Linked DNA regions of Homo sapiens: region 1 is linked to region 2. Evidence: read pairs that join two places in POLR2A ChIA-PET (ENCODE). Cell type or tissue: OCI-LY7. All regions are shown on one strand. Each heading gives the region's core, and the rest is flanking DNA. Links, peaks and the distances in the headings are about the cores only.

Evidence for each region. Peaks named below come from ENCODE experiments on the same cell type or tissue, not always from the same donor. Only the 100,000 strongest peaks of a DNase experiment are listed, where the experiment ranks them.
Region 1: POLR2A ChIA-PET joins it to region 2 with 15 read pairs; 4 of 35 experiments call an interaction of 5 or more read pairs at or near these places.

Annotation. Positions count from the first base shown.
Region 1 is chr7:65,363,773-65,369,150 of GRCh38, reverse strand. No RefSeq gene overlaps it. Among named protein-coding and RNA genes, the nearest start is that of ZNF92, 7.4 kb to the left of the region's middle. In OCI-LY7, for the core only: no CTCF peak of the experiment used is centred there; no DNase peak of the experiment used is centred there.
Region 2 is chr7:65,506,711-65,512,088 of GRCh38, reverse strand. It overlaps the pseudogene LOC101929322. Among named protein-coding and RNA genes, the nearest start is that of ZNF92, 140 kb to the right of the region's middle. RefSeq lists an enhancer at 1,904-2,902. In OCI-LY7, for the core only: no CTCF peak of the experiment used is centred there; DNase peaks (open chromatin) are centred at 650, 2,158 and 2,718; H3K4me3 peaks cover 3,571 bases; H3K27ac peaks cover 3,691 bases.

The sequences.
Region 1 (5,378 bases), core at 152-5,151, 140 kb after region 2:
ATTTCTCACCTACATTGGCCCTTCATCTTTTACCTATCAAGGCATAAGTTTGTTCATATATAAGGTTTGGTGCAAAATTCTCTACATATAAAAGTATACCCCATAAGTGCACACAAGAGACCCCTTTTTTATTTTTGTTATTTACAGAGCCATTAAAAAAAATCTGTGAACTAAGAGTGTCATGATAGCAGAGATGTCTTGATTTTTTATCTTGTGTAAACAGCTATTTACATCAAGGTTGCCATCTTCTTTTGAGGAGAATCTTCCCTGGTTAACTTTACCTTAAAATCTCCAATGGGTATACAATTGCAAGAGATTGGAGGGCCCCTTCTGAGTTATAAGATTATGAAATCAAGGTTCAAGGTCCTCAAGTCTTGCTGCAGTGCAGATGGCAACCAGACTCAATCTCTGGGTTCTAGAGTATAAAGGGTTTTACTATCCTCAGTCAGTAGACTATTAGCTTTCTTTACCTGGTGAAAATATGCTTGGCCATAATGCCCTAAAGCCTTGCTGAATTTAGTGATAATTAGACTTCGGTAGCAGAAGATGCATGAGGTTCTATTATTAGGTGCATAGGACTTCCAATGACTATTTTATAAGGGTCAACACATTTTTTCCCCTCTAAGTGGATCTGATTGTCATCAATCTGCAACTACAAAAGCAATCCAATCAATTTACTTAGCTTTGCTCAATACTAGTGGATCTATAATACCTTATTTAACCGTTTTACAACTATTCTAATGAAATAAGTATCCTTATCATTGGAGACTTTTTCAGAAATGTCCCGTGAAGAAAACATGTTTCCTAATATCCTTTAAGCTACTGTTATAACATCAGCCTTCTTGCATAAGAAAGCTTTTATAATACCAGAAAACATGCATTAAAAATTACAGTAAAATATCTGTACAAACGTTTAACTGGCCCACCATGTAGCAGAAATGTACACGAAGTTTCAGTTTTCTTCTCAGGATTGTATGTTTTGTTTGTTTGTTTGTTAGTTTTTTTGAGACGGTGTAACATATATAATCTGCAGTTGCTTCTTGGGGGCATACTAAGCATGTCTGCTAGGTCTAGTTGTTTTTACCTTTTTAACTTTTTTGTATTTTTAGTAGAGATGGGGTTTCACCATGTGGCCAGGCTGGTCTCAAACTCCTGATCTTGTGATCTGCCTGCCTCGGCCTCCCAAAGTGCTGGGATTACAGGCATGAGCCACTGCACCCGGCCAATATTTTAGTATTTTAACACACAAATGACTCAGAAATGTTATGATGATTATTGAATTACCGTAATATGATTTTAATATTTTAAATTATAGAAAAGGATTTTGAAACTATGAAACAGGCATTATTCTCATTGTATTTCGCAGTCATCTTGGCTCTTAAGTAAGCATGCGGCACCCAAGATGGGTATAAAAGTCAGGTTTTGAGTAAGTCGTGAATTTATATACCAAGTGTGGAGCACAGGGCAGAAGAAAAATCCATCCTCTTTTTTTGCAGTGGCCTGATCTCGGCTCACTGCAAGCTCCGCCTCCCGCGTTTACGCCATTTTCGTGACTCAGCCTCCCGAATAGCTGGGACTACAGGCGCCGGCCACCACGCCTGGCTGATTTTTTTGTATTTTCAGTAGAGACGGGGTTTCACCGTGTTAGCCAGGATGGTCTCGATCTCCTGACCTCGTGATCCTCCCGCCTCGGCCTCCCAAAGTGCTGGGATTACAGGCTTGAGCCACCGCGCCCGGCCTCCATCCTCTTAAAGAAAAGCGAGGAGCAAAGCTGGAACAGAGAAGAAGGGGCCATATTGGGCTTGATTCTGTCTGGTAGCTGCCAGTGTAGGCACTGAGAATTTGTTGCCAGGCCTCAACACGGCCACCCAACCTGACACCTGAGTCCACAGGCTCAAAACCAAAAATTTGCTCAAGTATTGAATTATATTTAAATGATTATTATGAAGCCTTTTTTTTTTCCTCGAGATGGAGTCTCACGTTATTGCCCAGGCTGGAGTGCAGTGGTGTGATCTTGGCTCACTGCAACCTCTGCCTCCCAGGTTCAAGTGATTCTCTGCCTCAGCCTCCCAAGTCACTGGGACTACAGGCACCCACCACCACACCCAGCTAATTTTTTTATTTTTAGTAGAGACGGGGTTTCACCATGTTGGCTAGGTCTGTCTCAAACTCCTGACCTCAAGTGATTTGGCCTCCCAAAGTGCTGAGATTACAGGTGTGAGCCACTGCACCGGGCCTACAAAGCCATTTATATTTAACCAACAATTTAAAAACTACCTTTATTTACCAAGTATGGTCACATACACATAACACGTATAGACATAAGGACAAACATATAGAAGCAGATCTTATAGCTTTTCTAAACAATTTTCATCTGCTGGCTTTTAAATACTTTTCATTTTTCCCATTTAGCCTATCAAACTTCCAGTTACCTGTTTCATTGCTCTAAGCAATTTTTGTCTAGGCAACAAGCTTGCGTTTCTAATGGGACAACTTAGGTGAAACAAGAAACGTATATTTCTAAAGCACAGAGCTAACAATTTAGGCTAAAATGTTGTATTATTTTTTCGACCAATGAAAATATAGTGTAAGTAAAAGTTTAGTTAAGAGAAGATGGTCAGAAAAGCATATTAAATGTATGACTTGTGTAAATTTAAAACAATACTATTTTTTTTTTTCTGTCACCCAGGCTGGAGTGCAATGGCCTCATCTTGGCTCACTGCAACCTCCATCTCCTGGGTTCAAGCAATTCTATTGCTTCGGCCTCCAAAGTAGCTGGGATTACAGGCGCCTGCCACCATGCCTGGCTAATTTTTTTATTTTTTTGTATTTTTAGTAGGGATGGGGTTTCACCATGTTGGCCAGCCTTGTCTCAAACTCCTGAGCTCAAGTGATCCACCCTCCTCGGCCTCCTAAAGTGCTGGGATTACAGGCATGAGCCACAACGTTCGACCAAATATTTTTAATGTATTGCAGACACCTTACAAATAGAGATTTCCTTTACAGACATAGATTTTTTTTTTAAACAAAAGGATTTCAAGATAAATTTCAGGAAGTCGTAATTTAGTTCAAAAGGTGGTCTTTCTAACTTTGCTACTGTTCCTTGGCTATAATTACTGAGTTCAGCATGGAGCCTATTAAGAAATAGAGCAAAGAAAAAATTCTCTAAGGCTGGACTAAGCATGGATACATCTGACAAAGTAGCAAGCCTGCTTTACCTGAGGGTGTACTTTTACAAACACTTTATTTAGGATAATTTTCTTTTCACCTTCAAGGAGAAATGTCTACATATCTGTACAGATTTATAGCTATCATCAGTTTCTAATTTTCTTTCACTCTGGTTAGAGAACACACATTGCATTTGTTAAATACTTAAATTGCATTTTTTATTTTTATGGCATTGAGTATATTCTCTCCTAGAGAAGATTCCACATGCATTTAAGGAGAATATATAACCTGCAGGTGCTTCCTGGGGGCATACTAAGCATGTCTGCTAGGTCTAGTTATTTTTACCTTTCTTTTCAAGTGCTTCATTTTCTTGCTGATCTTCTTACTGCTTTTTAAATGATTATTAAAAGATATGTATGTCTTCGATTATCATCGTTGAATTCTCTATTTTTTCTTCATTTTTCTCGGTTTTGACTTTATGTATTTTGCCGATTATTTCTTGGTGTATATATGTTTATAATTGTCATGCCATCCTTTTTATTATCTTTTTTATTATCCATTTTATCTCTATCAAATGTCCTACTTTATGTCTATTAAATATTTTTGTTTTAAATTCTGCTTATTCTAATTTTAAAATAACAGCTACAACTTTCTTTTTTCTTTTCTTTCTTTTTTTTTTTTGAGACAGAGTCTCGCTCTGTCGCCCAAGCCGGAGTGAAATGGCATGATCTCGGCTCACTGCAACCTCTGCTTCTCGGGTTCCAGCGATTCTCCTGCTTCAGCCTCCTGAGTAGCTGAGACTACAGGCGTATGCCACCAAGCCTGATTAATTTTTTTGTACTTTTGGTAGAGACGGGGTTTCACCATGTTGGCCAGGCTGGTCTCAAACTCCTGGCCTCAAATGATCCGCCAGCCTCGGCCTCCCAAAGTGCTGGGATTACAGGCATAAGCCACCGTGCCCAGCCAACAAATACAACTTTCTTATGGTAGCTATTTGCATGCTTCCGCCTTTTCACTTTTATAGTATTTGTTCTTTTGTATCCAAAGTGCATGTATTGTGAACAGCATTCAATTAGATTTTTCTATATTTAATTTTTTAAATCTCAGCTTTCCTTAATTGTTTAATTTTTTTTTTTTTTTTGACGTAGTTTCACTGTGTCGCCCAGGCTGAAGTGCACTGGTGTGATCTTGGGTCACTGCAACTCCACCTCCCGGGTTCAAGAGATTCTCCTGCCTCAGCCTCCTGAGTAGCTGGGACTCCAGGCGTGCAGCACCACACCCAGGTAATTTTTGTATTATTAGTAGAGATGGGGTTTCACCATGTTGGCCAGGCTGGTCTCGAACTCCTGACCTCAAGTGATCCGCCTGCCTTGGCCTCCCAAAGTGCTGGGATTACAGGCGTGAGCCACTGCACCTGGCCCTGTTTAATCTTTTTATATGTAATGTTATTATTTATATAGCTGTGCTTATATTTGTTATATTATTTTCTTTTCTATAATCTCATGCATTTTGTTATATTTTTCTACTTCTACTGCTTTGTTTTGCATTAAGAGCATAATTATTATGTAACATTCTAATTTCTTTCATAATTTTCTTCACATATTTTTGGAATTATACCCTTAGTTGTTTCTCTAATTCTTACAATTAGAGATGGAGTCTCGCTCTGTCGCCAGGCTGGAGTGCAGTGGCACGATCTCAGCTCACTGCAACCTCAGCCTGCGGGGTTCAAGTGATTCTCCTGCCACAGCCTCTGGAGTAGCTGGAACTACAGGCGTGGGCCACCATGCCCAGCTAATTTTTGTATTTTTAGTAGAGACAGGGTTTCACCATGTTGGCCAGGATGGTCTCGATGTGTTGACCTTGTGTTCCGCCTGCCTCAGTCTCCCAAAGTGCTGGAATTACAGGTGTGAGCCACCGTACCCAGCCTAAAACATACTTTTTTTTTTTTTTTTTTGAGACGGAGTCTCACTCTGTCTCCTAGGCTGGAGTGCAATGGTGCGATCTTGGCTCACTGCAACCTCTGCCTCCCGGGTTCAAGCGATTCTCCTGCCTCAGCCTCCCGAGTAGCTGGGATTACAGGCACCCAACACTACGCCCAGCTAATTTTTCTATTTTTAATAGAGACGGGTTTCACCATGTTGGTCAGGCTGGTCTCGAACTCCTGATCTCAGGTGATCCGCCCGCCTCGGCCTCCCAAAGTGCTGGAATTA
Region 2 (5,378 bases), core at 163-5,162:
AAAACATTTTCCCCATCTACAACTCTATCTTTTCACTGCAATCATTTTCACAAAAGTGACTGCAGCTAACAGACCCTAAAAGGGGAAAATCTAGGGTAGGTTATCTGATCTAGTTAGTTTTGAAGACAGGATCTAGAGATTATTTCATATGAAATAGGTCACCTGAAATGAAGTGTTTACTGAAAACAGCTTGGATCAGCCCAGTTTTCTACCACTGAACCATGCATTTGGTTTAAAAAACACAACAACTCTGGGGAATATTGGCTGCTTCCAACTGTGTTGAAGGTGTTAAAGAAAAGAGCATAAAAAATGATCATCTGAGGCCTTTATAATCTCTGCTCAAGAGACTAGAGTGTTCCATTCTTAAAGAAACACTCAAATATCTTAATAATCGGGCAAAATCTAAATATCAGAGAGATAATTTTATCTTGAAGGTTGTTAAATTATAATGGTTATTCACTACCTTGCCACGTCTCTGAGTCAAAAATTAGATCTTTGTTTAGGAATCAATGGTACTCTGCAACTTGGAAATAGGAAGATTTTAGAAGACTCAAACATTGACTTTCTTGTGTGCAAAAAAAAAGACGTATTGAGATAAGACAAGTTTTTCCTTGCAAGGATACCTCTAATGCTAATACACCACCTCCCCTAATGTTAATATAGCTTCAAGATCACCAACCAGTGTCAGAGAGCAGCCTATGCAACTACAAATTCAAAAGATGTCGAACACAGGGTCAAGCCTAGAATAAGAAGTCTTAGCTAATTAAGTATGCTTTTTTCCCCAGATCCATATTAACAAAAACTTGGATATGTCAGAGAATGCATTCTAAGTTCACTCAACCTAGGAGGGAGAAACATAATTTTAAATTAAGAGCTGAAGCATTCTTGCCCTAACAAAAAGCAAGGAAAATCAAATATCACACCACAGGCGGGATTTCACAAATTAGTGTCAACATCCAAACCTTAAAATAGGCAAGGAAAATGCAGATTCACAATTAACTCTTGTACTTGTTTTGTTCAGAGAAGAGATGGTTCTGAGAGAATGACAGTGAATTAACCCCAACTGGTTTAGTTGGTACTTTCAATTGCTGCTTCTGATAAACTCCTTTAGCTAGAATAAATTGATTAGGATTTTGGCATGTGATATTAGAGATGGTTATTAATTTTTTCCTCTTATTTGCATTGTTCAATGTAGTAAATACTAGCTGTATATGGCTACTTAAATTCAAATTAATTACAATGAAATGTACTTAAATAATGAATTTTTTAGTCACTGTTGGTTCATTAATGAATATCTTCAGCTAAGATTTCCCAACTAAATACACTAAGAGGTGGCTTAGTTAACTGGTTGTCCACAAAAATTGAGGCTGTTAACTCCTGATATATTCTCTGCAAATAGAATATTCAGTGAGCCTCCTCCTGAAACCAGCAGCCTAGAGATAATTTTATAAATTGGATACAAGTTGGAAATCTATAGTCTTTAAGTTTTTGAAATATCAGCTTCCCAGGGAAGAAAACCAAATTCATAAGATATGTTAGGACAATTTAACTCAAGATGTTCAAAACTGAAATGACATATTCTACAATATGTGATAAAACCACCCCCTAACAACTTAAAGCAAAACAAGGATTGACCTTAAAGACCTGCCTTTTCCTCATCCCCCAGCCAGTTTTCAAATCTTGCATTTTTGAAAGGTTCTTATCCCCCTAGTCTCTTGTTTCTAGACTTTGCACATATTCAAGTTTGTTACGTCTATTTACTGACTTTCCTCTCTTCAAACAGTATCTATGTCTGCCAAATGTGAACATACAAAAAACAAATCAGAATGTGCCATTCTGATTTAAACTGCTTATTAGTTAATACCCTCAAGATAACATCTAGGTTCTTAGCTGCACTGAGTCAAGCCCACTTACATCTTTGTTTTCGGGTGCACTTTTCCTATCACATCACACTCCAGCAATGCCAAGCTGTGCCAGCCTTCTACCTCCTTTCCACTATTTTGCCCCCGCCGAAGCGGCCTTTGAAGCTTTTCGTCCCCCGGCGCCGCGGCTTTTTGCCACCCCGGGTTTTTGCCGCCGCGGCTTTTTGCCCCCGCCGCCGTGGCTTGCTGCCGCCGCTGCCGCGGTTTTTTGTGGTTTTTTACCCCAGCTCCCACTGCTTTTTGCCCCCACCGCGGCGGCTTTTTGCTGGTTTTCGCCCCTGCCGCCGCGGCTTTTTGCCCCCGCCTCAGCGGCTTTTTCTCGCCGCGACTTTTTTCACCCGCACCGAGGCTTTTGCAGCTTTTTGCCCCCTGCCGTCGCGGCTTTTTGCCTCCGCCGCCGCGGCTTTTCGCCCCCGTCGCCGCGGCTTTTGCGGCCTTTTGCCTGGGCCGCCGCGGCTTCTTGCCCCCACCGTCGCGGCTTCTTGCCACCGCTGCTTTTTACCCCCGCCACCGTGGCTTTTTGCCCCCGCTGCCGAGGTTTTCTGCCGCCGCTGCCGCGGCTTTTTGTGGTTTTTTTGCCCCAGCTCCCACTGCTTTTCGCCCCACTCCGCCGCGGCTTTTTCCCCCGCCGCCGCGCATTTTTGCCACCGCGGCTTTTTGCCCCCGTCGCCGCTTTTTGCCGCTGCAGCTTTTTGCCCCCGCTGCCGAGGTTTTCTGCCGCCGCTGCCTCGGCTTTTTGTGGTTTTTTGCCCCAGCTCCCACTGCTTTTCGCTCCCCCCTCCGCGGCTTTTTGCGGCTTTTAGCCCCCGACGCCGCGGCTTTTTGCGCCCGCCGCCGCGGCTTTCTGCTGCCACGGCTTTTTGCCCCCCGCCGCCGCGGCTTTTTGCCCCCCGCCGCCGCGACTTTCTGCCCCCGCCGCCGCGGCTTTTTGCTCCCGCGGCATTTTGCCCCCTGCCGCCGCGGCTTTTTGCCCCCGCCGCCGCTTTTTGCCGCCGCGGCTTTCTGCTCCCGCCGCCGCGGCTCTGAGGGCGGGAGCGGCAGACTCCGCTGCCAGCTCTACTGGCGTCCTGGCAAGGGCAGCGCCGAGGGGCTCTCCCGGCTCGGGGGTTCCTTGCCTAGGCGCCCGAGCCCCGGGCTCCCTGCCTCGGCCGCTGTGGCCTGCATAGGGCGGCACTGCGCGCGGAGGCGATGGGAGAGAAGAAGGAGGGCGGTGGCGGGGGTGATGCAGCGGCCGCTGAGGGTGGCGCAGGGGCCCCGGCCAGCCCGGGGCTGCAGCAGTGCGGACAGCTCCAGAAGCTCATCGGCATCTCCATTGGCAGCCTGCGCGGGCTGCGCACCAAGTGCGCTGTGTCCAACGACCTCACCGAGCAGGAGATACGGACCCTGGAGGTAAGGGGTTTGGGGACCCGGGCTGGGCTCGAGCAGCGGCCCGGACACCTCCCTTGGGGCCCCAGTTCACTCCTGGCCGAGTTGCATCCTTGAGCCCGCGTCGCGCCCTTGGAGGCTTCCCCTCCCTCCTGCACTCGCTGATGCGGCAGCCGAGAGACCCGGGACCAGCCCTCACCTTGGGCAGGATTTGTGGGGCGGGTGCTTGGTGGGAACTGGGATGGAGGCGCTAGGGTCCCGTGGGGCGGGGAGGGTGAGGGTGGGCTGCGCGCGGACATCCCCTTACCCCCGAATTTCCATCTGGTCCGGCCCTCTCATCTTGTAGGTGAGGAAACCAAAGGCCCGAGGGAGAACTGACTTGCCAGGAACCCCTGTTAAGGAGAATTACCAAAGTGTGGTTATTAAAGGAGAACTGAGTTGGGAGTCAGACCTGGAGTCCCACACCCTTGGTTAAGTCATTATACCACCTTGAGTCTGGCCTGTTGACTGAGGGTGAGCCACTCCATCCTCGTCTGATTGTGGGGTCTTGACCTCAAGGGGTTTCGTGCAGGAAGAAGCAAATGGGTTTGCTTTCCTAGCTCTGTCCAGTACCTTAGGGACCCTGAGGACTGAAGCGATTCTTGGAGAGCCATCTGGTGTATGTCATGCGTGGGCCTTTCTTGAAGGTCTGTCTGCCCAGTGGGCTGGCTCAGCCCGAATGAACTGTCTTGAATCTTTGGAGTTGTCTGTGTACTTTTAAGGGCTTCTCATCCTTGCACCAAAAGATCCCCTGGAAATTAGGTGGGAAAACCTTACCTTTTGTGGGGCCTTGTGTTTGTCTTAAAAGTTCATGCACATGGCCAGGTGTGGTGGCTCACACCTGTTATCCTGTCCTGGATCCCTTGAGTCAAAGAGTTTGAGACCAACCTGGACAATACAGTGAGACCCCGTCTCTACAAAAGATAAAATATTAGCCAGGGGTGGCTGTGCGCATCTGTAGTCCCAGCTAGTACTGTGGCTGAGGCGGGAGGAGCACTTGAGCCTGCACTGAGCTGTGATCTCACCAGTGTACTCCAGCCTGGGCCACAGAGCAAGACCTTGACTCAAAAACAACAACAACAACAACAAAAATTCTTGAAGATTTTGCATTCTGTCCCACTATCCATTGGTTTTCGTGTCAAGATAATGTGAGAAATTCTTTACAATTGCTTCCAGAAGGAATAGCCTTTTGATTTAGTGCACAGGTGTCCAGTCTTTTGGCTTCTCAGGCCCACATTGGAAGAAGAATGCTCCTGGGCCACACATAAAATACACTAATGCTAACAACAGCTAATGAGCTTAAAAAAAAAAAAAAAAAAAAGGTTTGTGCAGAATTTTGATGATACCCACCACCAAAGATAGGCGGAAAAGTCCTTGTAGTCACAGGGTTGGACACGGCTGATCTAGTGTCTTGTCGTCCGTTTTGGCTTTCTCCCGGTTTCCAGAATGCAGGTAGAGATGTAGAGACGTGCTCTCAGGACAGCTGTTGAGATAAAAAAATTCGTTGTCATTTATTCCCAAGGACAGCTGTTTGTCATTTGCATTGAAAAAGTCTCCATTCAAACTGCTGTCACATATAAAATCTATTTATATAAGTCTGTATTTTTCTGTTGTCTTGGCCTTTGTGGGCAGTAGTGTGTTTTAACCGAGCAAACTGTCCTTCCAAATAATGAAGCCGAAGTCAGCCTGCCTGCTTGCCATTTTTCTTCCCCTTCCATTTTTCTAACCTCAGGATAGTTGTAAGAATGAATTAAGATTTGTGTTTAAGGCCGGGCACAGTGTCTCAGGCCTGTAATCCCAGCACTTTGGGAGGCGGAGACGGATGTATCACTTGAGCTCAGGAGTCCAAGACCAGCCTGGGCAACATACTGAGACTCCGTCTTGTATAATTAAATTAAAATTTAAAAAAAGAAGAAAAAAAGACCTGTGCTTAAAATTTAAAAAAAGGGGGGAAAGTGTAATGTGAAATGTAGACTATGCCAGCCATGATTGGGAAAAATAATTTTTCATACAGCATTATCTGTAGACTTGTATTAGCAGCATACTGGTCAT